2 separate regions of the Homo sapiens genome follow, and region 1 is linked to region 2. A link is an interaction called in ENCODE POLR2A ChIA-PET data of the cell type or tissue named here. Cell type or tissue: B cell. All regions are shown on one strand. Region 1 overlaps KDM2A (lysine demethylase 2A). Region 2 overlaps KDM2A (lysine demethylase 2A).

The links. Peaks named below come from ENCODE experiments on the same cell type or tissue, not always from the same donor. Only the 100,000 strongest peaks of a DNase experiment are listed, where the experiment ranks them.
Region 1: POLR2A ChIA-PET joins it to region 2 with 10 read pairs; 9 of 35 experiments call an interaction of 5 or more read pairs at or near these places.

Annotation. Positions count from the first base shown.
Region 1 is chr11:67,245,477-67,247,976 of GRCh38, forward strand. It overlaps KDM2A (lysine demethylase 2A), which reads left to right. Exons shown (of 21, transcript NM_012308.3): 15 at 509-640. Among named protein-coding and RNA genes, the nearest start is that of GRK2, 20 kb to the right of the region's middle. In B cell, no CTCF peak of the experiment used is centred here; no DNase peak of the experiment used is centred here; H3K27ac peaks cover 501 bases.
Region 2 is chr11:67,155,921-67,158,420 of GRCh38, forward strand. All of the region lies in intron 2 of KDM2A (lysine demethylase 2A), which reads left to right. Among named protein-coding and RNA genes, the nearest start is that of KDM2A, 38 kb to the left of the region's middle. In B cell, no CTCF peak of the experiment used is centred here; no DNase peak of the experiment used is centred here.

The DNA of each region.
Region 1 (2,500 bases), 90 kb after region 2:
AAAGAATTTTGGGGAGGGGTGGCAGTGCCAAAGGAACTGAAATACATATAGTGTAGAGTTAAAGAGACTTCAGAGTTGGAAAGAAAAGGTTTATACTCTCTTTTTGGCTTTATTTTGTACCTTTTTTCCCCAGGTTTAGATAGAAGGTATCTAGTACTAAAAATCCGATTTAATCTTTAGGCTTTACCTAATTTTCAAACAAGAGATTAGCATTTGAAGGGCAAATCATTGCTTTCTTTCCCCTCTTCAGGTAGATTAGAAAGGACCGGGGAGGCCAAGTATAGGCCAACTGAAAATAAACTAGTCTCTGGTGCCCAGGTGGTTGAGTCCTCCTCTTCCCCAGTCATTTTTCCTACCCAAAACCTCCGTTCTCTCCACCCTGCCTCCATGCTTCCAGGTGTTTAGTAGAGAATTATAGGACCCAAATCTCCCATCTTCAGTTTAAGGGAAACTGAAATGATAAAGATCTGAGTCAGTTCTCTTGGATTCTATCTTTGTCCTCTTGTAGCCCAGACTGCCTCACTCAGTCACATGTTCCCTCTGTGGAGAGGTGGATCAGAATGAAGAGACACAAGACTTTGAGAAGAAACTCATGGAATGCTGTATCTGCAATGAGATTGTTCATCCTGGCTGCCTCCAGGTGAGGAGAGCTATGAGGGGTTCCTGAAGTCTCAGCTAATGGAGTGAGTGACACAACAGAATGGGACACTTGTGATGGGAGTGCCAGCATCCCTACTGTAGGCCATCAGCTCTGTGGTCACATAATGCAGTGGTCTAACATCAGCCCTTGATTCATATATGTACAATGTGTCAGGCACTGCGTTAGACCCTGAGGATAGAACAGTACACAAAATAGACCCAGTTCCTGTCCTCATGGAGCTTAGAATCTGGACTCTGGATTGGGTATGTAGAGTTCCCAGGCCATAATGGAACTGCATGGTGTGTTTTGGGATGCCTCAAGCCTTTAGGCATCTCTGATACATACTTCAGTGTACCTCTGGATATTAGTTCCTAAGGGAGAGTGAGGATAATAATATCAGATAACATTTAATGAGTGCTGAGTCTGTATCAGACTCAGTGCAGAGCTAAATAGCTTTAAAAAAAAAAAGTAATAAAAAGTAATAAATTCAGATCTCAGCCTCAGAGATTGAGTCCAGCATGGGCCTTGTGTTCCAAAAGCTCCCCTACTGATCCGAATTGTGCAGCCTTTGTGGAGAACCACTGTTTCCTTGGCCTTCTTAGAAAGTATCAGCTAAAATCATGACTGTCGCCTGACAGTGATAATAAGACACTGTCATTCATGAGAAGCAGCCCAATTTCAGAAAGGTTAAAATGTGAAAAGTATACCTTTTATAGATTTTTGGTTTTTTTGAATACTATATAGTAGCAAATCTATAACAGAAACAATAGTAGGTCAGTATTTGGAGGCATTAAGCATATGTTGAATGAAGAACCGGGTTTTTGTTTTGTTTTGTTTTTGAGACATAGCCTTGTGTTGTTGCCCAGGCTAGAGTGCAGTGGCACGATTATACATTTATTCATTTAATGTTATAAATTATTTTATATATATATATATATATATATATATATATATATTTTTTTTTTTTTTTTTTTTTTTTTTTTTTTTTTGGAGACAGAGTCTTGCTCCTTTTGCCTAGGCTAGAGTGCAGTGGCGTGACCTCGTCTCACTGCAACCTTTGTCTCTGGTGTTCAAGTGATTCTCCTGCCTCAGCTTCCCTAGTAGTTGGGATTACAAGCACGTGCCACTGCGCCCAGCTAATTTTTGTGTTTTTAGTAGAGATGGGGTGTCACCGTGTTGGCCAGGCCGGTCTCGAACTCCTAACCTCAAGTGATTCACCCGCCTTGGCCTCCAAAAGTGCTGGGATTATAGGTGTGAGCTACCGCACCCAGCCTGATTCTTAGGATATTTTAACAGCATTACAATCTTTTTTTTTTTTTTTTTTTTTTTAAGACATGGTCTCCCTCTGTTGCCCAGGCTGGAGTATAGTGGTGAGATTTTGGCTCACTGCAGCCTCCATCTTCTGGGTTCAAGCAATTCTTCTGCCTCAGCCTCCTGAGTAGCTGGGATTACAGGCATGCACCACCATGCCCAGCTAGTTTTGTGTTAAGTAGAGTTGGGGTTTCACCATGTTGGCCAGGTTGGTCTTGAACTCCTGGCATCAAGTGATTTCCCCACCTTGGCCTCCCAAAGTGCTGGGATTACAGGCGTGAGCCACCATGCCCGGCCAACTTTACAATCTTAAAAGTTTGTTTGATTAATTATAACTTGGTGAAGATGTAAATGGTGCATATTACATCTATTAACATATCTCAAACCCAAAGAATTGGTGAAATAGGGTATTAATTCCATGATGATGATAATGGCTAATACAAAGGGTTTTCTGTATGCCATACCTTTGTTAAATTCTTTACACAATGAATAATCTTCACCACAACCCTATAAGGTGGGTTTTGTTGTATCTCTGGCAATTATATTGTT
Region 2 (2,500 bases):
TTATTTTTTAAACGGCTAAAAAAAAAAAAAAAAAAAATCACAGGAAGGGCGGGGCGCAGGGCTCACGCCTGTAATCCCAGCACTTTGGGAGGCTGAGGGCAGACGGATCACCTGAAGTCAGGAGTTAGAGACCAGCCTGACCAATGTGGAGAAACCCCGTCTCTACTAAAAATACAAAATAGCTGTGCGTGGTGGCACATGCCTGTAATCTCAGCTACTTGGGAGGCTGAGGCAGAAGAATCACTTGAACCCAGGAGGTGGAGGTTGTGGTGAGCTGAGATCATGCCATTGCACTCCAGCTTGGGCAACAAAAGCAAAACTCCGTCTCAAAAAAAAAAAAAAATCACAAGGAGGATAATATTTTATAACATATGAAAGTATTGGCTGGGCGCAGTGGCTCACGCCTGTAATCCCAACACTTTGGGAGGCTGAGGCAGGTGGATCATGAGGTCAGGAGATCAAGACCATCCTGGCCAACATGGTGAAACCCTGTCTCTACTAAAAATACAAAAATTAGGCCAGGCGCGGTGGCTCTCGGCTGTAATCCCAGCACTTTGGGAGGCGAGGTGGGCGGATCACGAGGTCAGGAGATCGAGACCATCCTGGCTAACACAGTGAAACCCCGTCTCTACTAGAAAAATACAGAAAATTAGCCGGGCGTGGTGGTAGGCGCCTGTAGTCCCAGCTACTCAGGAGGCTGAGGCAGGAGAATGGCGTGAACCCGGGAGGCTGAGCTTGCAGTGAGCCGAGATGGCGCCTCTGCACTCCAGCCTGGGCAACAGAGCGAGACTCCATCTCAAAAAAAAAAAAAAAAAAAAATTAGCTGGGCATGGTGGCATGTGCCTGTAATCCCAGCTACTGAGGAGGCTGAGTCAGGAGAATCGCTTGAACCTGAGAGTCGGAGGTTGCAGTGAGCCGAGATCGCGCCACTGCACTTCATCCAGCCTGCTGACAGGGTGAGACTCTCTCAAAAAGAAAATATGAAATAGGAGCTTCAGTGCCCACAAATAAACTCGTGCTCATTCATTTAACATGTTGTGGTAGAGGCTGTATGGCCCACAAAATTTAAAATATTTACCCTCTGGCCCCTTTCATTAAAAGCTGGCTAATTGGCTGGGCACGGTGGCTCACGCCTGTAATCCCAGCACTTTGGGAGGCCGAGAAGGGCCGATCACGAGGTCAGGAGATAGAGACCATCCTGGCTAACACGGTGAAACCCCGTCTCTACTAAAAATACAAAAAATTAGCCGGGTGTGGTGGTGGGTGCCTGTAGTCCCAGCTACTCAGGAGGCTGAGGCAGGAGAATGGCATGAACCCGGGAGGCGGAGCTGGCAGTGAGCCAAAATCGCGCCACTGCACTCCATCCAGCCTGGGCGACAGAGCAAGACTCCCGTCTCAAAAAAAAAAAAAACAAAAAACACCACACAGTTGGCAAATTTTGAATAGTCTTTCGTGTGTGAGTGTGTGTGATTGACTTTTTAAGTAGTAAACTTTATTTTTTAAAAGCAAAAAAATTCCTGGTTTCTCTTATTAACATCTTGTGGCCGGGTGCAGTGGCTCACGCTTGTAATCCTAGCACTTTGGGAGGCCGAGGGGGGCGGATCACCTGAGGTCAGGGGTTCAAGACCAGCCTGGCCAACATGGTGAAACCCCGTCTCTACTAAAAATACAAAAATTAGCCAGACACAGTGGCACGCGCCTGAAATCCCAGCTACTCGGGAGGCTGAGGCACAAGGATCGCTGGAACTGGGGAGGTGGGGTTTGCAGTGAGCTGAGATGGCGCCACTGCACTCCAGCCTGGGCGACAAAAGCAAGACTCCGTCTCCAAAAAAAAAAAAAAAAAACTTGCATTAGTGTTGTACATTTGTTACAACTGATGAACCAATAATGATTCATTATTATAAGCTGGGTGTGGGTACCTGTAGTCTCAGCTACTCCAGGTGGGGCTCACTTGAGCTCAGGAATTGGAGTCTAGCCTGGGCAACATAGTGAGACCCCATCGCAAAAGAAAGAGAGAGATACATTGTTATTTAACTATAACTGTAACCTCATGTTTATAGTTTAAATTAGGTTTCCCTGTTTGTGTTGTACAGTTCTGAGTTTTGACAAATTATCCACCATTACAGTATCATATAGAATAGTTTCACTGCCTTAAAAATCTACTGTGCACCACTTATTCATCCCCTTTCCTCTCCCCCATACACCAGCAACTACGGATCTTTTTGCTGTCTGTAGTTTTGCCCTTTCTAAAATGTCGTATAGTTGGAATCATACAGCTTTTTCAGACTGGTTAGCAGTATGCATTTATGGTTCCTCCATGTCTCTTTGTGGCTACATATCTCATTTCTTTGTATTGTTGAATATTGCATTGTATGGATGTTTCATAGTTCATTTATTCATTTACCTATTGAAGGACATCTTGATTGCTTCCAGGTTTTGGCAATTATGTATAAAGCCGCTCTGAATATTTATGTGTAGGTTTTTGTGTGGACATGAGTTT